3 separate regions of the Mus musculus genome follow, and all the other regions are linked to region 2. A link is a loop called in an ENCODE intact Hi-C map of the cell type or tissue named here. Cell type or tissue: gastrocnemius. All regions are shown on one strand.

Region 1 (8,000 bases), 330 kb before region 2:
TCTTCTCCAGCCCCTTCTACCCTCTGAACTAATTGCCTTCAGACCTTGCCAGACTTGACAACTTCCATCACATACTCCTCCCACAGTGGCCTTTTGTCAAAGGCAAGTCTGGGAGTCTCATATGGATCTCCATGTCTATACGGTTATTTAAACAGAAGAGCTTCTGTTTGTGCACAAGACCCTTTGTGATCTGGCTTCAACCTGTCCCTACACTGTCACCTCCAGGCTTCCTCCCATATACCCTGCTCTCTGCTTAGGTCCTTCATTTCCCCACAACACAACACGCTGACCCATGTATCCTTTCCTTCCTGGTACCTGCTCCTCCTGCTGATGGAATGCTGTTCTAAACCCCAGCGTGTTTTGTTGTGTTTGTTTGTAAGTTTTCTCATCCTCCTAGGATTTAGTTCCCTGGCTCTTCTGATAAGCCATCCCTTTATCCCCGGTGTGATAGATTGTGACCACAGCTATTCACAGCTTTCTGCATTTACATTTTTTAAAATTTCTATCTTTAAATTTCTATCTTTAATTGTGTATATCTGTGTGGGATTGGTTCTGTGTGTGCAGGTGGGTGCAAATGCCAGAAGAGGCCAGAAGAGGTCATCAGAGCACCTGGAGATAGAGTTACAAGTGGCTGTGAGCTGACCAACATGGGTGTTGGGATCCATGCTCAGACCCTCTGCATAAGCAGTACTAGCTCTTAAGTGATGCGCCATCTTCCCAGCCCTTGCATTTACGTTGTGCTGGGGCCTCACTATAATCAAAGTATACTTCAGCACACCTTCACTTCGCAGCTGGCTGGTGCCTTACTGCTTCATAACAACTCAGGAGCAGATATGATAATAAACCAGCTCCAAGCCCCGTTAGACAAACTGACAACATAGTTATGAAAAGAATGGGTCTGAGTTTATCCCATAAAAAGAAAGAGATAGACCTGGACCAGATCCTCTCCAGTGAGTTGACCTGAGTCAAGCTTCACTCCTTTGACCTGATGTGAATGCTCACTGTTATATGAAATTGAGATAGATGTTTTCAGTTTAGTGTAGCAATAGCTTTGCTTATCTTTTAGTGGCTACTCTTGCTGTGATGAAACACCATGACCAAAAGCAGTTGGGGAGGAAAGGGTTTATTTGTTTCCATGTCCTGAATCACATACAGCTCACTGAGAGACAGCAAAACAGGAACTCAAACTCAGTAAAAACCCAAAGGCAGGAGCTGATGCAGAGGCCATGGAATGATGCTACTTACTGTCTTGCTCACCATGACTTGCTCAGTGTGTTTCTAATAAAACCCAGGACCACAGCTCAGGTATATATCCCCACCCAAAATGGGCTGGCTCCCTGCAATCAATCACTAATTAAGAAAATGTCCTACAGGCTTGCTTGCCTACTGGCTAGTCTTAGGAAGGCGTTTTCTGAGTTGAGGTTCCATTCTCTCAGATGACTTTAGCTTGTGTCAAGGACAGCTGGCATATCAGCTGTGGCTTCTCCCCTGTCCTCTCACATGTTTCCATTCCACATCCTCCAAGAAAAGAAAGACGGCAATGCTGGCACCTTGGTCTTCTGTAGTTCCTATCGAGCTTATCTCAAACTCCAGGCAGTGAACTGAATCTTGCACACTGAGCTAGTTCTTTAAAAGGGAAAAACTGAGACTGGAAATACAGCTCAGGGGAGAGCTTGCATGGCTCTTAGCCCCTGAGTTTGGATCCTCAGCACAATGTCTGCTGGAGAAGAGAGGGATCGCCTAGGCTTGCTGACTTATAGGCAAGTTCAAAGTTCAATGAGAGACTCTGTTTCAAGGCACACAGGTGGGTATGCATCACACACAGAGGCGCATGTGTGCACAGAGAGAGAGAGACAGAGACAGAGAGACAGAGAGATAGAGACAGACAGAGACAGACACAGATAGAGAGACAGTGGCAGAGACAGAGAGATACAGAAACAGAGAGAGACAAAGAGACAGAGAACTACCCTGCCTATCATGCAACATTTCTCTCAGATAAATGGAAGCTTGAGCCTTTTTCTTTAAGGAGTAAACTCTCTAACCCAAACAATTTTATCTTCTATGTTTTCAAGTACATATATTTTACACAACTTTTATTTACAGACATGAAATCATGGGAAGAAACATCTGATTGTCTAACTAACTTTAACCTTGGCTAGTCACAGAGATCGACTCTTTTGAATTAGGAACACCTTGAAAATGCTTACAAGTGAAAACTCATTAACTTCTCAATGCTTTTGTGCAAGTGTTTCTGTGCCATGAGCAAAGGTTTGAGAATTAGCCTACCAGAGGTTCAGTTTCCAGAAAATTACATCTTATAAAACTGATTGTAGGCCAGGATTTGTCAGTGAGAGGAGAAATCTGAAAGACGTGGTCTTGGGAAGATGCCAGCGTTAAAAGACTCACTCACATTCCACCCTCACTGCCAAACCCAAAGGAACAGGCAGGGGAAGTCTGGTTTAAGTCCAGAGAAAGGCAATTTTGGTAGCCAATTCTCACACTCGGGAAAAGGTTTGCTGGAGCTGTTTAGAGTTGTCCAACCTTGAGCATGGACAAGGAACAGTCATACTGGTAAGATTTGGACAACCTCTGTTGTCCACGCTTACACATGGTGATGGAGAATTTTGCATCTAATTTCTTTGTGTTTTATAGACAAGTGGCAAGCTTTGTGATGCTACAGGGACACTCAGAGGGATGACTGTGGTCAGGACAAAGCTCTCTTGGGGACATGCTTATCCGATAACATTCTATGAAAGCTATAAAGGCAAGATTACTTATATACTATTTATATTTATACAAAATGCTTGCCCAAAGTGATTGTTATGTAAGTGAGATAGATTTTAATTTTTCCTACTTTTCATATCTTTAAAGTTTTTAAAACATATATAATTACATCATTCTCCCTTTATCTTTCCTTTGTCCAGCCCTCTCCATGTGTTCCTAACTTCATCTCAAATTCTTGGCCTCTTTTTCTTTAATTGTTATTGTTCCATATATATTGCATAAATATACAAATGAAGCCTATTGAGTTTATTTAGTATTACTTGTGTTATATGATTTCAGGGCTGACCACTTGGCACTGGTTAGTCAATTACTTTCCATTTCTTAATATATTTCATTAAAAAATTGCAGCTTTACTATGAAAATGGTAACTATCTCATACAAAACAATATCTGCACATCAAAGCTTGAAATCAATGAAGACTGTTTTCCCAGCAATCATTGAACCCAAACCAAGCAGTGAAGAAAAAAACAATCAAACAAACAAAAGCCTTACTGGACAATCTCAGGGGGGATAGTGACCCCTTCCAGGCAGCCATGGCCTCTTCGCCAAACCAGGCTGAAGATAAAAGAATCTCCTTCTCTGGCTCCAGATCTCTAAACTCCATGGAGACCAGTGTTCTTCTGGTGCAGATTCACTGAAAAGACTTCTGTTTCTTGTACCTATATGCCAGAAATGTGTTTCTAACCTTTTTTTTTTTTCTCAATTAAACAAGAAGCTATATATTATACACAATCCTTTGCTGAAGACCTTAAAATATTTCATCAACAAATCCTCCTTATTTTTAAATTTATTTTTTATTATTATTTTTATCCATGTGCATGCATGTACGCCCTCACTAATATATATGTGTGTAATGTATGTACAGAAGCCCATGAGGCTCACTGGATCCTCTGGACCTGGGGTTACAGGTGGTTGTGAGCCAACATGTGGGAGCTGAGAACCAAACACTGGTCTTCAGCAACAACAACAGCAAACAGTACCTGGTTCAAAGCCTTCCTCATGAGTTACCATGAACTAACTTCCTATGGATCCCTGCCTCCCATCCTCCCAAAGCAAATTAGGAAAAAAGTCTTCTCTTAGGTGAAATGGTGAATGTTTTACATAGATTAATAAGGGTTGTTGTTGTTAAGTTTCCCTGTTCCTCTAGCCACCATACACAAATACACACACACATACACAGATACACAAGCACACAGAGAGAGAGCGAAAGAGAGAGAGAGAGAGAGAGAGAGAGAGAGAGAGAGAGAGAGAGAGAGAGAGAGAGGGAGAGAGAGAGAGAGACTCTTAGACAAGCAGAGAACCTAGAAACTCATATACAGTCTTCCTTCCTGCTGTCTTCTATAGGAGCTATCTGTCACTGCCTTTGTGACTCTGTTTCCGGGGAACTTCAAAGTGGGCAACCTCTTTCCTAAACTTAAGGCTGAGGGATGGACAAATTCCTGATAAGCGATTTAATGTTTGACTGGCTGTCACGTCAGGAGGTCTGATTTGGGGCACTAAGTTGTGTTCCTAGGGACCTTCTGGTTGCAATTACCACTAGATGTCCCCCTTCTCCTCAACCTAAACCACAAAGGAGCCTCTATCTCATACTCCTGCCACAGCAGGGCAGGTGAGCACGGGGTGGGCAAAGCCTCCCTCGGGCAGTAAGCACTTTCAATATTACCCACCAGCATGAATAGCCTTGGAAAAGTCCACCAGTATCTTGCACTTCTGAAGCATAAATGTTTTCCTTTGGTCCTGCCCCATTATCAAGTCCATCATTTCATCGGGGCAGTACATACTGAACCCAGCAAAGCTTTTCATATGGACTCTTTTTTTTTTTATATTCCTTAACTCTCTTCTTCTTCCCTCATAGACTTGAAGGGTCTCTTGAGCCAACCAAATCCTGGAGAGAAGTCTTTGAACCTTCAGTTTTTACTCAGTAGCTTCTTGGACCATGTGCCTGTACAACATATAAAGAAGTCAGATTAATATTATAACAGATCATAGATTAGCCTGAGATCAATCCCTTCCCATGTTGGTAGAAGGCACAGAAAAGTCAGCCATCACTTCATTCGCAGGAAGTTCTACTGAGAGACCCATCCAAGCTTCTCATCATCTGTGAGAGACCAAGTGTCTCTCTATCTGTGATCTCGATTTTCCTTATCCATTTCTGTGGTGCATGCTGACTTCACCGCTCCTTTCCTGTTAGGCTATGAACAGTGATGCCCAAAACTTCTGATGGTAATTTGCCAGTACTAATATATCCACAGTCTGATAAACTACAAGTCCATGTATGGGTACCAAGGGGGAAGGGAGATACAACTAACTTTTTCCAACAAAGGCAGGTGGGAACCTTAAACTAGCCAAGGCAGGGCAAACTCAACTCTCATTGGCTGAAAAACCTTTTAAGGATGAAATTTTGTAGCCAAAGTTCTGTGTGTACCCAAGAATGTTCCAAGAATGTAACACTATCACAATTACCAAATTTAAAAGATAAAGAAGACAGGAATGATCGAAGAGATATATTTCTAGAAGTCCTGTGGTGAAATGCTTAGAGAGCCACATAGGGAAAAAAATGTAAACATGGTTCCTTAAGGCACCTCTGAGTATGAGTCTGGCTGCCTCCTCCAGCTTCAGCAGACCATGAAAAGGAAGAGACAACATTATATCTCTTGGATCTTAGAGGGACTAAGGGGGCTTATTTTGTCTGAAGGTGCAAAAGAAATCAAAGAAATGATCCAGAGGTGATGTGAGAGTAGCCAAACTTGAAGAATTGGGCTGAAAGCTTCTCTGTGGGTTAAAAGAGGGCTGCAGACCTTCCAGGTTGGTGGTGAAATCCGGTAATGGTTGGCTTGACTCATCTCACTGAGGCTGAAATGGAGCACAATGCTTTGGAGAGATAATATATATATATATTCAGTGTAATTTAAGAAATGCAAGTAGTACATTTCTTTGAGCTCACAGAGGTTTGCATCAAAAGGACTCACTGAGTCCTCAGCAGAAATTGTTTAAAGAAAATTAGTTATAATAACATCAAATTTTAATGTATTTTAACACCTTTTAAGGTGTTCTTAAAGATGGTGCCCTTGTTGCTATTCTATTGCTATGATGAAACACCATGACTGAGCCAACATTTAAAAGAAAGCATTTAATTGAGGGCTTGCTTACAGTCTCAGAGAATTAGTTCATGACCACTGTGGTAGAGAGGTGGGAGGCGGGCATGCAGACATGGCGCTGGGACAGTAGCTGAGAGCTCACATCGAATCTGCAAGTTGCAGGCAGGAAGGGAGTAGATTGGGCACGGTGTGAGTTTCTGAAACCTCAAAGCCTAGCCTAGTGACAACCCTTCTCCAGCAAGGTCACACCTACTCTAATAAGGCCACACCTCCTCCCAGTCCTCCTAAACAGTTCCACTAACTGGGGAGCAAGCATTCAAACACACAAGCCTGTTAGAGCCATTCTCATTCAAACCACCAGATAGCCATGTATTCTCTGTACCTTGATCAGGTATGCTCTAGCCAAAATCTCATCCAAGTATGGGGAAGTGGGCATGAAATTCCACTCCTAGCTGAGAAGTTATCAGCGGTTAATAGATGCTGGAAGGGGGAGAGTCAGTTTTCTTTAAAAGCCTGGTTCTAGCCGATACTTAACCATGCTCCTGGGGATGACCACACACCCAAGACTATAAGAGCAACACAAATGAGAACTGATGAGTTTTTAAAACAACAAGCAAGCAAAAAGCAAGGACATAAAGTTGGTTGGGTAGGGAAGAGAGTAAGGGATCTGGGAGAAGTCCGGGGCTAGAAGAGAGTAGGATCAAAATACATTGTATAACGTCTCAAAGAATTACAGAAAGAAAAATGGGGACATCAAATAAAACTAACTAGAAAGAATATTTTAAGCTTTAACATTCCTAGTGAAATAGAATACATAATGCAGAAACTTAGACTCTCTCCCAAGGAAACAATGCACTGTCAAAATGGGATACGTCATTCTGCTTTTCTCAATAGACAGCAGGAATTCTAAGACACAATCAACATGCCCAGCCTAACAAAAATGCAAATAGCTCTCCCTAACCATGTGACTGCCTGGGAGGATGGATACCAATAGAGAGAGTCATGATTTCTGAAGTCCAGAATAAAGTTGATATGCCAATGGTCCTGATTACCCTTTTTTATCAACGCATAAATACCTAGGCTGAAGATGATCGAGGCATGTCCCTTTTTTGGTTTTTCCAGACAGGGTTTCTCTGTGTAGCCCTGGCTGTCCTGGAACTCACTTTGTAGACCAGGCTGGCCTTGAACTCAGAAATCCACCTGCCTCTGCCTCCCAAGTGCTGGGATTAAAGGTGTGCGCCACCACCACCCAGCTCGAGGCATATCATAAGGTTTCTTTAAAAAAAATTATTGTTCAAAACTATACACTCAGTGGAAAACATCCATGAAAGAGGAAAGATGAAACATGTGTCGCACATTCAAATTGTCACAAAGTATAACTTCATGGGCTGGTAGGGGTAAATCATTTAGGGGAACCAAAAAAAAAAAAATTCCTTTCTAAAGAGACAACTGAAAGGGAAGATGAGATTTGAGATTTTAAAAGGAACACTGTACCAACGTCACCAACTGGCAGTGAAGTTATCTCGGAGCTCCCTGGCATATGTGAGCAAAGATTTCCATGTGAAATTAAACTGGGAAATAAGGATCAGGGAATAAATAGGCAAATTATTTTAATGAATGAAGAACAGTGGGGAAGGGGGGGTGGAAAGAAAGTCAATTGGTGAATTGGTAGCAAAATTACCAAATTTGAGACAGGAAAAACACATAGATTTACATGGACAGATGTTGAAATGTTTCTGAAAGCCATCTCTTTAAATACACAAAACTTCAAAGTAACTGGACAAATAATTTCAAGATGTCAAATTAGAAGGAAGAAAGGGAGTCACACATGCGTAATAAAGAGAAACAAAGAGTCAACCAAGTAACCATAGCATGCAAAGCCTTGCGGGGTGACAGGAAAAAGGAAACAAGTTTCTTCTGTTTGTAACACAAGTTCCCCAAGGAACGAGAAATTAAAAGTGGGCAAGCCAACGAGAAGGAGCCTCAGAAGTGCTGATGCTTAAACCAAACAAATAAGGGGGGAAAGGTTGAATAAGGGCATATTCTACCATTCACAGAACCTAAAAAAAAAAATCCATACATTCATAAATAAGTTGCTTCAAATTAAAATTTAAAAAA
Region 2 (8,000 bases):
GAAGAGCAGAGTGTCTCGACCCGACAGACTGGAAACAGTCAAATCCCTGAGCTGCAAAGTTGTTTTCTTCCTACTCTACCAAAACCCAGTGTGTACACAGAGACCTTGGTGGAAGAGCTAAGTCCTAAGGACCCCCAAGACCGAAGTGTGCCCTCATGTGTTTACATTAAGAATGGTTTCCTAGGTTCCCTGGTGAGTGTGTATCTGCTCTGGATCAGTGTCCAGCAGTTCTTTGCAAAAGAAAATGGAGCCAGATGCAGTTAGAGCATCTGGAGTCCTGGATGGTCTGGAGACTGAGGGAAGAGATCACTTGAACCTTCTAGTGTATTCCTAGCCTGATGGAAAAGAGGGAGGGAGGGAGGGAGGGAGGGAGGGAGGGAGGGAGGGAGGGAGGGAGGGAGGGAAGGAGGGAGAGAGGGAGGGAGAGAGGGAGGGAGGGAGAAAGTTTGAACAAGGATTTATCAGAATTAACCAGTAATCCCTGTAGCAAATCATTTTTGTTCTGGACCTGGATCCCTGCTGCTACTTTTTGGTACCCACCATACCCAGCCTCAGCCTTTTCTCCTTCTGTGTCTTTAGAAGCCTATGCTCAGTCGCGAGAGCCACGCTACCACCTGCACATGACTTAAACTATCTGAAGGTTTGAAAACCCTGGGGAGATCTTGCCCATGACCAAATCTTCAAAGCCCAGCCTCTTGCCTGGACCTTGGATACCTTCCCCTCTAGGAGGTGATCTCTACCATTCCTCTGTGGGATACAGCAGAAGCTACAAATTTGCCTAAAATTGTACCCTTGCTTGGATATTGTCCTTCTAAGAGATCAGCTTACTCCTTTGTCTGTCTGTCTGGGGAACCCTAACTTCATATCTACCACTTATGCATAAGCTCAGATCTTCAGCTCCACACCTCCTTGTGCATAAACCAGTTCAGGGCAATCCCCAATTTTGTTTTGTTTTCTTTTGTCTGTTTTTAATCTCTGATTCTGAATGCAACAGTATATCCAGAATATATAAGAAGTATAATCTTATTTCTTCACAAGCACACACAACGTTCAGTATGTCTGGGAACCCCTTCTGTTTTAATGTGAAGTCCTTGGGTTCTGTTTGTTTGTAAACAATACTGAATTCCTGGCGGGCAGTCTGAAGTGGGCTTCTGCGCCGTGCGCGGCCATCAGTGTGCAACCCTGTACGCATCGCAGCATAAGGTGCACGCGTCACCAGTCAAAACTCAGTTTGGCATCACGTTATGGATGCGTGAAAATTCTATGCTTCTGAATGTGAGTGGATCCCCAGCCATTTCTAGAGACTGAATGTGGCCCTTACTGTTTCAGAGATAATGGGTCCTGTGTTTGGTGTTCAGACTACACGTCTCAAAGGGGATCTTTGTCTGCTTAGCATGGAAAAAACATTAGCTTCTGTATTTATTAGAAAGAGAACAGCAGCCCACACTCAGAAGAAACCACCCCTGATAGTGTTAAGTTACAACTGTTAAGTCAACCCGTAGGTTAGTGAGTTAGTAACCCAGGCCAGAGACATCGGGGCTGGGTGAGGGTGGGATAAACAGAGCCCATCGCGGTGGGGAAACATGGCAGCAGGAGGAGGAAGCAGAGATCTTACATCTTCAAGTGAAAGCATGAAGCAAAGAGATTGAACAGGGAGTGCAGTGAGACTATAAACACTACATAACGTCTAGGATCCAGGTCTGCTGAGATGGTTCAGCAGGCGGAGGCACTCGCTGCCTAGCCTGGCGACCTGAATTCTATCCCAAGGATCTACACAGTGGAAGGAGAGAGTTTAGTCCCACAAGTTGTCCTCTGACCACCCATGTGAATACTATGACATATGAACACCCCCTCACACAATAAAAACAAGTAAATGTGTGTGTGTGTGTGTGTGTGTGTGTGTGTGTGTGTGTGTGTGTGTGTGTATGTTCCAAAAAAGTAAGAGAAAACAAGCAATATTTGTCTCTCTGAGTTTGGCTTCAACTTTGCTTAATATGTTGATCTCCAGATTCATCCATTTTCTAACAAATGACATAATTTCTCTCTTTATGGATGAATAAAGACTTCTCTACTTTTTGATGGCAAAAGAGTATCCTGTTATATAAACCATAATGACGCTTGGGTTGGATCCATGGCTGGGCTGTTGTGTGTGGTGTTATAGTTAATTTGGGTGATCAGGCATCTCTTCAACAAACTGATTTCAAATCCTTTGGAAATAGGCGCAGAAGTAGGGTTGCTGGGTTACAGCAATTATTTCTTTACTCTTCTGAGGAACCTCCCTATAGTCCTCGAAAATGACTGGACTTCACAAAGTGGTTTGTTAAGCAACATGCATTTGAAGCACTGAGAAAATATAGGTCATACTTCTGTTATTTGGTTTATTCCTTTTGTTCAAACCATTCACAAAATGAATCAAAATGCTCTTCTGGGAACCTGGTATCCAGGTCAGTGGTAGAGTACATGCTGAGCACACACGTGGTCCTAAGTTCAAATCCCAACACTACTTATTGTTTAAGTTAAAAAAAAAACATTCTAGCATGCAACATTTATTGAAAATCATTTGAATTTATTTTGCATTCTGAATAGTAAATACACTTTTCTGTTGACACCATTATGCAAGAAATGTGTTTCCGCCTCAGGGTGATCTTAGAACATTTAACTACACAACTTTTATTGCAGCTCTCGTGTGTTGATGGTATGAAATTAGACGCAATGGGAGCACAGAACAGTCCTTTAGATACTTTGCCAACTTTGTCACTTTCGTGCATTTAATCTGTGTGAAGTGACCATGTTGAAGGTATTATTACTCTCATCAGGACGGAGCTGGGAGAATCAAATGCTTTGCCCAAGACAGCCCCAGGATTTGCAAACTCTGCAGTCAGGTGCAAGCCCCTGGTAAATCTGGTCTTCAGTGCAGAGCGAACGGACCTTGGGTCAAGGTCACAAATAACAACCATATAAGCAGCAAGCCTATAGACAATATGTGTTTTTAATAAATATTATACATGAAAATTAACGAGGACACATCATTTCTAAAATATTAAGTAACATAATTGAATGAAGTGTGTATACAAATAAAATTAAGTTTAAGAATATTTTGAGGTATAGCTTAAATAATCTTGAAAGCAGTTTCAATGCTAGGTTAAATTTGTCTATAGGAGAACTCAAATCTCCCTAATTCATAGTTTACATTTTCTATGGTATGCCGTGATCCTGGACAAAGCCTTGTGGCTGATTTGATGACAAAGCTGGACAGCAGGAGACTTGGAACCCGAATCCTCCTCAGCCCAACAGAGATTGGGCCCCAGCAAGACTGCGGTCAAGGGCTGAGCAGCACTGGGGCAGGTCACAAGGCGATCCCGGAGAACTTGTTCTATGAAGAAACACGTGACATCTAGCCACGAAGCTGTTGTTCTGTAACTTTTCAGCCTCGGCTCTAACCATTCCAAAACAGGAGCGGAAGAGCGGGTTCTGACTAAGCTGCAGAGAGATGGAATTTTAACCAGCCTCCTTGGGGATATTATGAGCATCTTACAGAAGGGGTCATATCCTGTTTCTTCCTCCGGTTGCTACAACTGTGGTTTGTATATTGGCTGTATCAACTAATGTGAATTTATAACCAAAAAAGAAAAAAAAACAGCCAAGAGAAATCCATACTCTTGCAAATGTACATTTCTCCTAACAGCAGGCACTGTTTTAATTCTGGTTAGGTTTGGTTTGGTTTTCTGTTATAGAAGAAAAAAACACACATTTTCATATCCTACTGTTATCACAGAAAGTAAAATACTGACATAAAGGAGTTTCGAATTCAACATTAGTATAAAACAGCAAACACACTAAGGGCCTTAATAACTACACAGTGCCCCCTAGTGTGAATATAAAAATTAGCATGAACCCCACCAAAATAATTGATCTCTCTGTTTCTCTCTGTCTCTCTCTGTCTGTCTCTGTCTCTGTCTGTCTCTCTCTCTCTCTCTGATATGTGTTATCAGATGCCCAAGGAGGATAGATAGAAATAGGTGTCAGAGCCCCCCGGTACTGTAGTTACTTCTAGTTGATTCAGTTGATTGTAGATGACCTTCTATAAGAACAGCAAGTGCTCTTAATGATAAGCCCATCTCCCCAGCACCTATTTACTCTTTTAAATTATAGGAACATTTATTTTTGTGTCAATTGACTTATATAAAACTTTATATTTAATTTATAATAAACTTCCCATAGGGTAGATGATCAGATTCAAATGAGAAGTAATATGAAGGCATATGAATGACTAGTAAGACACTCCAAAAAACAAATACACATTTCTAAGGGGAGAAGATAAGGGGACATAAGAGAGTAAGGAGAAGGAAATTCACGTTTCTTCACATTCTGTAACCCAGCTGGTCTGAAACTCAGCATTGGGTAAAGGTGACCTTGAATCTGAGATCTCCCTGACTCCCCCTCAAGAGTGCTGGGTCTTTTTATGCAACATTGGGAACTAAACTCAGAGCCTTGTTTATGCTAAGCAAGCAATCTACAGCTGAGCTCCATCTCCAGTCAGGAAATGAGCACCTAACACCTCTGGAACATAGCTGCTTTTTAAAAAGAGAGAGGAGGGGAGGATTTTCCAAGAGTTCAGGAAATATTAACTTGCAAAATTTTCCTGAGCCAATCATTTTGTAAATTTTCTCAAAGGAGAGCTCCCGTCATCAGAGTTGACCACCCACTGGCCACAGTCTTCCATGCTCTTTGGTGTTCTAGGCATTTCATGGTGCTTCTTTCCTCCTGAATTTTATGCTGGGGTCCGGACTTTGTCTTCTTTGCTCTGACCACTGAGAAGTGCTCTCCAGTACTACAGAAATGCAGGTACTCAGCAAAGCCAAAGGACCACTTAACAACATCCTGCCAGGCTTAAAGAGTTTCCCTAGCTGGACCCAAGATGGAGGGAGTCTCTGTCATGCATTTCTGCTCTTACGTCTTTGTTCTCTTCTTGTTTCACCAAGAATCTGTGTATACATCTGTACTGGCTAGTTTTGTGTCAACTTGACACAGGCTGGAGTTATCACAGAGAAAGGAGCTTCAGTTGGGGAAATGCCTCCATGAGATCCAGCTGTAAGGCATTTTCTCAATTAGTGATCAAGGAGGGAGGTCACCTTATGGGTGGGACCATCTCTGGGCTGGTAGTCTTGGGTTCTATAAGAGAGCAGGCTGAGCAAGCCAGGGGAGGCAAGCCAGTAAAGAACATCCCTTCATGGCCTCTGCATCAGCTCCTGCTCCCTGACCTGCTTGAGTTCTAGTCCTGACTTCTTTCAGTGATGAACAGCAGTGTGGAAGTGTAACCCTTTCCTCCCCAACTTGCTTCTTGGTCATGATGTTTTGTCCAGGAATAGAAACCCTGACTAAGACAACATCTTTTCTTCTTTTCTCAAACTCACTGCCCCAGTCTGGAGAATTCTTAGACTGGTCCTCAGTTTCCCTGAATTTCACCGTGACTCTTACATGAGAGATCACTAGAACCTCAGTTATATCAGAAGAGAAACCTGGCTATGATAAAATGAAGAAAATGCTCATATTTTGCACTGGCTATAAATTAGTGCCATAACCCACTGGATACTAGTTATACCCAATTCATCTATTGCTAAGACTTAATTCTGCTGATGTCCACTATGTAACTGATTGTTTATACTTCTTTTCCTATCTTGGTATCCTCAAAAGTTCAAGCCAAGCATGATGTCACTATATGATGTCACCTATATTCTCAGCACTGGAAAGGCTGAGGGAGGAGAATGATGAGTTCAAGAACTAACTTGCACAGTGAGACCCTATCTCAAATAAAAATTTTGATGACTCCTTGTATGTACTGATATTTTTTCAAAAACCAGCCACACTTGATTGTCGTATACGATATTTCATTTTCTAAAATTGAGAGGAGAAGAGCAATAATATTTTACCTTAATAAAATTAACTTTTACTTATATGTGTATGTGTTCCCTATAGTAAGACTATACAGGACAGCACTGAAAGGCATTCAACAGTTCTCAAGCCAACACAATGGTTTTATATTAAAAAAAAAAAATCCCTGCCACTCAGAGGTTAAGGCAAGGGGATCGCTTTGAGTTTAAAGCTAGTCTGACCTACAAAGCAGTATGAGACCCTGTCTCAAGAAAACAAGCAAAAGAAAACCAAACAAACGCTTGCATGTTTTGAATAAGTAAGACTTCTTGAAGCTGTTGTGCTTTCAGGGCTGGCTTTAGCAAAAGCAACAAGAATTAACACTTTGTTTTTGTTCCACTGGAGTAAACATGTGGAGAGATTCTAGACAGAAAGAACAAAGCTGTCACCCAAACATGGAAACACTGAGTAAGTAAGCATTACAGCTCAACTATTGGGCAAGTGGGCTTGCTCCAGAGGCATGGAAAACAACCTTAACACAGACTCAGTGTCAGATGGGGTAGCGTGAGCCACTTTCTGAGATACAACATCTTAAATTTATTCTAGATGGTGGTCTGGCATCATGGCACATGTCTATCATTCCAGAATTGGAGAGGCTGAAGCAGGAAGATCAGAAATTCAAGGCCAACTTGAGGTTACACCACAAGCCCTTGTCTCAAAAAATAAAACAAGTAACAAAAAAGATGCAGTTGCATATTTATTCAGTTAGGGAAACATCAGGTTATGAGAAAAGATGAAACACTTGTATGTGAAACACTTTATTTTATTTATAACTATCCTATTCCTAAGAGAGGGTCCTTCAAGCCCTCCTTCACCCTTTAACTTCACAACCCACCCACTGGCAGATTTCTGCTGGAATGTGGGAACTGTTAGGACTCAAAGAAACCCAGGACAATTTACTAAGTAAAGTACATATTTAACATATAAAAGTGCATGCTGCTACCTGAAAGCCTTTCTCCTAAGGGCTGGGCTTCCACTTCCCACCCCAAGCCTGAACACTATATAATGTAACTCAGCCATTTTGGCTACAATTCTCTTGGCCTCCTGGCCCAGGCAGCATCTCTTGGTCAGCTGACTGTGTCCCGCCTTGACTCTCCCCCTGCCTGCTTTCTCCCTCATATCTACAGTAGAAACTGTCTCCATACTTTAGTAGTCGTCATCATGTCCTCCTCCTTTTATTTCATCTTTTAGTTAAGAAACAAAGATTCTTTGAGGCTGTTGTGTTTTATTAAAGAGAGAGAGAGAGAGATGTTTGATGGATGAGCAGTCAGATGTAGGGGAAGGGGTTGCCTCTGCAGGCCCAAGCTGAGCCATCCCTTCCCCCTGATGGACCATCCACACGACAGTACAGTATAGAATAGGGTTTATTCAGAGCATGGGGAGGGAAGTTGAGAGGGTAGTAGAGACAGAGAAAGGCAGAGAGAGAATAGAGAAGTAGAAGCTGGCCGTGAGAACATGAAGAGAGAGGGGAAGGGAATGGGAAGAAAGGGAAAAGGGGCGAGAGAACAGAGCAAGAAGGCCAGAAAGACAGAAGAAGAGCCAAGCTGCCCCTTTTACAATGAGTCAGGCACACCTGACTGTTGGCAGGTAATGTGGGGCGGAGCCTAGACAAAATGCTAACAGAGGCCATGTTCTTTCCTTGTCATCCAACCCCAGCACACCACCAAGAACAATCATAACCATTAGCTTTGTGATCAGCAAGTTAGAAAGGGCAGATCTTGGTGAGTAGACAAGGTGATTTGGGGAGAAAACACCATTTAGGGTCTTCAGGCAATGAGGGGCTGTTGGCCTCTTAGTAAGTAGATAGGTCATTTCTACAAAGTCAAAGGACCATGAAACCTAGAATCTTGAAACTTGGGACTCAGGATTGAAACCTTCATCCCACACTATCAGAAACGCATTTTTTTTCAACATTGTCTTTGCAGACTTATTTTGATTTAGATCATTTCCTCCCTCTTTCTTCACCTTAATCTTTTGAGTTTTGTTTTCTGTTTGGTTTGGTTTGGTTTGGTTGTTGTTTTTGTTTTGTTTTGTTTTCCTGCCTTCCAACCATAGGTATAAGAGCCTCT
Region 3 (8,000 bases), 480 kb before region 2:
GCTTTGCCTCTTTTTCCCATTTTCAGGGAATTTCCAACTAGAGTGTATTTTCCATCTCTTTATCCTTTAGCTCTCTGAAAGATGGGCTCTCACGATTGACTCATCTCATCCAGTGCCCATTACTAAGTCCTTCGTAAGGGCAACACTTCTTTCCAGTATTTCACACCTAAGGTCATTTTCTTTGGTTGGGAGTCCTTTGCAGTCCACCGACGAACCTGCTGACTCCTTCCCAGTCTCAACTCTTTCCCAGACTGTTTTGCTCCCTGTATCTGCCACTGTGAGTAGCTGCCAGAGGCAGGATCCATTCTTCAGGCACAGTAGGCTTAGTCCATCACAGTGGGGAAGAAGGCACCGTGGACTTGATGGCAATGGGAACTGTTTGTTCTATGTGTTCACATCCTGGTAGGCTAAGAGCCAAAGTGTGGATTAGAAATGAGTCTCACTGCAGTCAGTCTGTGCCTCAAAGGATAGTAGCCCAGAAACTTAGACTACCCAAGATACAATTTACAAAACACATAAAACTCAAGAACAATGAAGACCAAAATGTGGATACTTCATTCCTTCTTAGAATGGGGAACACAATACCCATGGAAGGAGTTACAAAGGCAAAGTTCAGAGCTGAGACAGAAGAAAGGACCATCCAGAGACTGCCCCACCTGGGGATCCATCCCATATACAACCACCAAACCCAGACACTATTGCATATGCCAGCAAGATTTTGCTGACAGGCCCCTGATATAGCTGTCTCTGGTGAGGCTATGCCAGTGCCTGGCAAATACAGAAGTGGATGCTCACAGTCATCTATAGGATGGAACACCTATAGCTCTCTTCCTAAAGAAGGAGCTAGAGAAAGTAACCAAGGAGCTAAAGGGATCGGCAACCCTATAGGAGGATCAACAATATGAACTAATCAGTACCTCCTAGAACTGTGTCTCTAGTTGCATATGTAGCAGAGGATGGCCTAGTCGGCCATCAATGGGAGGAGAGGTCTTGCGAAGATCATATGCCCCAGTACAGGGGAATGCCAGGGCCAGGAAGAGGGAGTGGGTGGGTTGGGGAGCATGGCAGGGGGAGGGTATAGGGACTTTGGGGATGGCATTTGAAATGTAAATGAAGAAAATATCTAATAAAAATGTATTTAAAAAAAAAGACAAAGAAATGAGGCCCACTGCAGTCAGTCTGTGCCTCAAAGGATCCACAACTTCTCAAAGCAGTGCCACCAGCTGGGGACCAAAAGCTCAAGCACTTGAGGGGCTTTTCAGATTCAAGACTTAGCATTCTTTCCGAAGCATTTTCCTCATTACTGTGAGATAGTTCAGGAGTACTTTTTCTTCACTTTTTTTCTAAGTGTATGGAAAATATGAAGTTCACATATGGAAGTTGTTTTGAGATTTATGTAGCTCATTTGTTTTCGTTCCGATGTTTATCTGTAGGACATATATTGGGAGGCCTCAATTTTTACTACTACAACTTCCTTTGGTTCTCCAAATTCTCCTGAACTTCTTTGTACAGGATGCATTTTAATATGTTTTCAACTATTACTGAAAAACCTATTTGACTTCATCAATAATTAAAAATATAGACTGTTTATCTAAACTTAAATGTCATTGTGAGTGTATGCTGACTTTCATAAAATGGGACTAATCTAATTGTTTATTTCCACAAATATTCTTGGACAGTGTTGAACATGTAACAGAAATGACCATGAAGGCAGTACCAGTTTTGACATAAGTCTCCTTATGATCAGCACTTGCTAGAAATGGAGTTAGACATGTTTACAATTACATCGACATTCTCAGAGGCTGAGTAGCCTAGGTTTAAGGACACACTGTGTCTCTAAGATCTTCTTGTACTCCAAAACAAGTTTTATGTTCTAGCTCTGCTCAGTTACCATGGCCCAACTTGTTCTTAACAAGTAGAACTTTTATGGTCAATCAAGCCAAGCCTTATACTCCTCCTGCCCAAGAAACAGCCACCAGATTCTTCACGTCATGCATTTCATATGACTCCCAATCTACGTGTGCTGTCCAGTTGCTTTACAATCATCAGACTGCCCCGGTGTGGAGGCACGTGTGTGAGGAAATTCCACATGAAGATGATCACATCCTGCTGCTTCATCCCTCCTGGCCTAGCTTAGGTGTCAGGCCCTGGATTAGCATGTCAAGGCTCAACCTCACCTGTACGCTTTATTTGTTTGTTTATTTATTTATTTATCATTTATTTTACGTGCATGTATGTTTCAGCTATATATATATGGCTCTGCACCATGTGAGTGCCTGATGTCGAGACGTCCATAACAGGGCAATGGATCCCTTGGCACTGAGGTGACAGATGGTTGTGAGCTGGGTGGTACGGATTACGGGAGAGCAGCCACTGCTCTTAACCCCTGAGTCATCTGTCCAGCCCCAGCATTATATATTTTTTTTAAAGAGAACAACTCCATAGAGTCAACCAGGATGCTTCATAGTAAATTCTGCTTACAGGTCACAGAAACAGACCAGGCCTGTGTGTGTGGTGTGTGTGTGTGTGTGTGTGTGCACACGCGCACATGCATGGGTTTGTACAAGCCTACTCTCTGTCTGTCTGTGTCTGTCTGTCTATCTGTACCTCTCTGTCAAGGCTGAGCATATCCCTGAGTGCTGAGATTGTGAGTCTGTCACCATCAATCCTAGCTTGATGCTGTGGTGTGGATCGAATCCAAATCTTTGTGCATACTAGGCAAGCACCCTACCAACAGAGACCAGTCCACGATCTACTCCTAATACAGGCTCACACCTATCTTTTCTATAAAGTGAATGGACATACAGCTGAGAATTCTAAAAAAGTAGTCTTCCGTAATAGATGGCTGGAGGCATCAGAGGGCATCTGCACACAGAAGGGATCATACTGGTGAGGTACAAAATCACTGCTTACTACCATGTGGAGCTAGCAAGGGGACAGGAGACTGCAAATACATAAGTATGCCTGTGTTATGTAGGGGCAATTATAACACCTGTGACCTGGGGCCTTTGTAAAGCTGTAGAATGGATGTCAGAGTTGCTAAGATGAAGTTTAGCCACTGTTCTGTTTCCGTGAAGAGAAACCCATGACTGTGACTACGTATAAAAGGAGGCATTTAATTGGCAGGGAGCATGGTGGCAGGGAGGAAGGCACGGTGCTGGAGCAGTAACTGAGAGCTTACATCCTGATCTGCAGGCAGGAGGCAAAAAGAGCAACACTAGGCCTGGTGTAGGTTTTTGAAACCTCAAAACCCACCCCTAGTGACACACCTTCTTCAAGCCCACAACCCCTCCAACAAGGCCACACTTCCCAAGTCTTCCCAAACAGCCTAGATGGGAACCAAACATGCAAATATACGAAGCCTAAGGGCATCCTCATTCAAACCACCACAAGGCGCTATTGACTACTGACAAGTTTATTGTGCATTAGTACTAATACATTAGTGGATCTGCCCTCCTTAGCAAGGTGGACAGGTTTGAGAATTATTGTAAACATAGTGTCCCTGGGAATTGAGAAAGTGTTGGACAAATCATTTATTATATCTCTGTGAACAAAAAATATAGGTGATCTATAATAAGTAAGCAGAAATAACACCTCTCATTACTCCCTATAAGCTATTGGCACACTTGTTTGTGTCGGATGCTCCAGCCTACAGAAAACACCCATCAGGATCTTCTGTTCTAGTTTCCTGTGCTGAAGAATTCTCCCCATTCGTGACCTTACATCTGAGCCAGTCTGACGCGCCCCTTCCCACACGCACATCTTTTATTTGGCTCTTTTTCTTTACCCTGGGCCTCGGACCTACTGGTCATTACAGTTTGCTCTCTCACCTGCACTCCTGACTGTAGCTCCTATTCTGTCTTTGACAGCATCCATGAACTGTGAATTAAAGATGGTCCAGTAACAAGGCCCAGCAAAAAGATAAACAATGAAGCTTATGCTCAACTGTGCTGAGGGGCGTTAGTGGTACCCATGCAAGGGTTAAATTATGTCAGCCTTCCACAGGATTCCTGCTTCTTCCCCACTTTTCTTCTCAATCCTTTTCGTTTGGTTTTGATACATACTGGCTTCCTCTGTACTCTACGTGTACGAGTTGATCAGCAGATGGCGCCGCCAACCTGAAGGAACCCTAGTTGGCCGCATAAAATTCAGAAATAATACATTTAAAATGATTAACAGTTGGCTATTTTCATTCCAAATATGGGTGGTAAAAATTGAGGAAATGAAGTATAATTTGATAAGAAACCAATAGCAACATGTTTATATTGCCAATTTTCATGTAAATGCATTTGATGAGAAGAGAACCCAGAGAAGCTTATTAGGTTTTCAAAAAAAACACTCTATTATCAACAGATCACCGTGTAATTACATCTTCCTCAGCAACGTGACTTACTAGGTCTGTATAAATATATCATAATTTAGCCAAGAAATGACATGTTAACAGGAAACGTAGGTTGCTTCTAATATCTTATATTCATAAATAGCACTTCCTGAACTCCTTCTGGTAATTCCCTAGTTGTGAGGAACATATTTCATATTTATAGGATATGCTCTGAAAACTTAAGGAATTATTTCAAAATGATTACAGAAAAGGACCTGGAAACTTGTACGTTTGAGAGTGATTGAAATTTTCAATCTTTTCATCAACTTAGAGGGTTTTCTTCATGTTCCCCACCTTTTCCAAAAGTCTCTCAGGCCTATAACCCCATGTATTACGACTTTATGGGGTATAGATTAAAAATAACACCATAACTTGGGCACCAAGCATCACAATGTGTACCTAAGGTGACTAATTCATAATAGTAAAAATAAAGATGGAAATCTGCAGATCTGTGTATTACAGAGTCCTGAATACGGGGTTGGTTGGTTGGTTGGCCTAACAGTATTGACTCTCTAAGTAGGCCAGGCATGGCGGGGCTCACCTTTAATCCCAGCACTCAAGAGGCAGAGGCAGTTAGATCTCTGTGAGTTCCAGGGCAGCCTGGTCTCCATGAGAAGTTCAGGTCAGCCAGGGCTGTGTAGTAAGGCCCTGTTGCAAACAAATATTTCTACTATCTCCGCCTATAAATGAGGCCCTGTTCATGCCATTGATAACAATAATTATCATTAGAACACTTAGTTTTCTAATTTTAGTTTTTAAAGGTGAATCAGGTCAATTGATGTCCCATTTAGCTTGTGTCCTCTGGATCCGAGTGTCCCTCTGGGATAAAGGAGGTTGGTAGAGCAGTCACAGAGCTAAGCATGTCCCCTTACACCACCTCCTTCCTGGCAAAACAAACTTGTCAACCATCCCCAGCCCACTTTCTACCGTCCTCGTACCACATTCATGGGCTCATGCGAATACTGGAATCCCAGTAAACAACTGGACCCTGACCTCACCTAAGACCTTGGTCCTCACTTCAGGCTCCCTAAGAAGGTTCTGACGCCTGCTGCACTACATACGCAGAGAGACAGAGAGTGGTACCCACAGGTCATGCTGCATATTTCAGAGACATTTACTTACGCCACCTGAGAAATGGAATTTAGGCACGTGCACAGCTGTGCTCTAAATCCCCATGGGGCACAGCTGGCTTAGGTCTACAGGCCTCCTGACAGCTCTCTTGGCTGTTCCCATGCAGCTAGCTAATAGCGACCAGGACAGGTGCAGGACTCCAGCCTTTCAAAGTTTCACTTCTTTTATCAGCAGCGCTGATTTTGTAAAGTATGAAGGTTACCAACCCATTCCTACCCAAATTTCCTGGTAACCCAGTAGGGTGTCCTAGGGACCCAGGTGTTCCTAATAAAACTTTGACACATCTGGATAGGACCGAGCCCTCAGGCTGTACTAGACCCTGCCAATCAAGCACACAGGCACCCTACAGGACCTGCCAGGAAGACTGGGGGCTATGAGTGCTTTGGGTTTAACTTCCTTGTCAAGATGAAACTAAAGAACATTGGAAATAAGGCATTCCTCTAGTCACTAGTAGTTGGTCAGTGCCAGGCTCCTTGTCACAGAAGTAGCTCTTCATTGTGCTTCATATCCCAAAGTGCAACAACCCGAAGAAACCTCATTTCCATAGTGAGGGTCAGTATTTGCTGCTTTCTGAGCTCTGAGAAAGAGATTTCCTGTCACTCTATAGTTTTCCTACCCTCTGTTCTTCCTGTTAAAACAGTCTTTCTCCATTTTCTTTTTTAAAAAGTTACTTTAAATAAGCTTTTTGTGCACTGTAGTGAGTAGCCAGTTATAAGCCCTGTAACAAATATTTATCCTTAAATTCTGTTAGAAACCAGGGCTATCTCATTCCTGATGTTTATGTCTGAGCTTTATTTGCACACAAATCCTGGTTATTCTCTCACCCTGCTATCATGAGAGAAACACTGTAATCCTATTGAAGTGTTTGGGACTGGAGTGTCTGTTTATGTGTCTCTGGTACATACATGAGATATCACATATCCTGCTTATTATTTTGCCCAAGTTCTGTTTTGCAAGTTACCATAGACATCAGTTTTTAATCCAGTAAGAACAGTGTGATATGCAAAAGTGTGTTATCATACAATGCCAAGTTCAACTGTCAAGTTTCAAACAAATGTTTACATCAATCTTCTGCGGCAAACCTTCATTACTTGATGTGTGGGGGAGTTAAACGTCCATCTGGGTATGAGTTAGAAGTCTACTTACTGCCTGTGAGTCAGGCATGGACTAGGCTGTGGATTGTGCCATCAGCTGGCCTGCTGCATGACACAGAATTGTCTCCACCAGCCACAAATTACATCTGTCTATGCCTCTATTTGTTAGACAATCTGGCACCAGGGACAGCTGAGAAGAAAGATTTTAAAACAGCTCATTTGATTGATGTGTTTAAAGCTATCTCTAAATCCAAATAAAAAGCTAGGTGCTATCAAGAACACATAAATCAAACATGACCCTCTTTGAGCCCTGACAGGGTCTGGCTAAGGCCACGTGACACCCACGTGTGCAAGCTACAATTGACTTACATTCAATGTTAGACCAACCAACCAACCCACCCACCCCATATTAAGGACTCAGAGGCCTTGGCTTGTACTGCACCATAAAATAGGTCACATTTTAAAGTTGGCTCAGCTGTGAGATGTAGTGCAAGGCCCAGCATGTAAGCCATGATGAGACCAAACTCAATGGTGGAGCTTAAGATTTCTGTGAAGTCTCAGTTAAAAATGCAAAACATGGTTGATGCCCAGGAGGCTGTTGGGAGATCACCTGGGACCAATGAGTGGGCACAATACATGGTGTTATAAAATAATGATACTTGGTAGCTAAATGCCAATCACTTGAACTTCACATTGGGAGAACCCAGTGCTGGGCCGTGAGGAGTTATGGTAACAACTTTTTATGCCTATGAAAACTCTGTTTGTGGGACAGTACAAAGTACAGCATCAGGTAGAGCTCAAATCAAAACAACCCCCCCAAAACGCCCCTTTTGTTGCCTGTCATTCTCACTGTCAACAACCAACACCAGCTCTATCTAATGTATGCTATGAGGAATTTTCTAGAAGAGTGTGAAGCTCTAGAAATCAACCACAAGCCTAAATACGTAAACTAGAAATCTGAGTGAAAAACAAGGTCATGGCTGGGAGGCACTTTTTCAAGTTCAGCCCAGGAGCTGCTGGACCCTGTGACTTCCTGTCACCATGGCTGATCCTTCAGACTCTGCTGCTGCTGCCATGCGCCATGATGAATGAACCCTAAAGCAACATTTTGCTTTGTTTTTGCATGAAGAATCTCATTGGCTCATCCTGGTCATGTGATCATGCGATATGCTTTAGTTACATGGAAAGTAGAATCTGGAAGCTGCAGCATCATTAATGATAGACAGGGTCTTGATGCCATAGCAGGTCCTGAAAGTGGAAGGGTGAAGGGCCTGGAGACTTAGGAGCAAAACTACATGTCTGTGCACACACACACACACACACACACACACACACAACACACTATAGCAGTGGTGAATTTCTGCATTAGAAACTTTAGATTTTTGTTTACTTAT

The links. Peaks named below come from ENCODE experiments on the same cell type or tissue, not always from the same donor. Only the 100,000 strongest peaks of a DNase experiment are listed, where the experiment ranks them.
Region 1: a loop joins it to region 2, with 4 times the contacts of the local background. A loop is called at or near these places in 22 of 42 quality-filtered maps.
Region 3: it touches region 2 in a loop (17-fold over the local background); 20 of 42 quality-filtered maps call a loop at or near these places.

What each region holds. Positions count from the first base shown.
Region 1 is chr4:58,415,094-58,423,093 of GRCm38, forward strand. No RefSeq gene overlaps it. Among named protein-coding and RNA genes, the nearest start is that of Mir3095, 22 kb to the right of the region's middle. In gastrocnemius, a CTCF peak has its summit at 4,320; a DNase peak (open chromatin) is centred at 2,411; H3K27ac peaks cover 276 bases.
Region 2 is chr4:58,745,850-58,753,849 of GRCm38, forward strand. No RefSeq gene overlaps it. Among named protein-coding and RNA genes, the nearest start is that of Olfr267, 36 kb to the right of the region's middle. In gastrocnemius, a CTCF peak has its summit at 3,871 (motif pointing left); a DNase peak (open chromatin) is centred at 3,299; H3K4me3 peaks cover 666 bases; H3K27ac peaks cover 1,813 bases.
Region 3 is chr4:58,262,401-58,270,400 of GRCm38, forward strand. It overlaps the pseudogene Gm30907. Among named protein-coding and RNA genes, the nearest start is that of Musk, 20 kb to the right of the region's middle. In gastrocnemius, a CTCF peak has its summit at 4,103 (motif pointing right); a DNase peak (open chromatin) is centred at 4,102.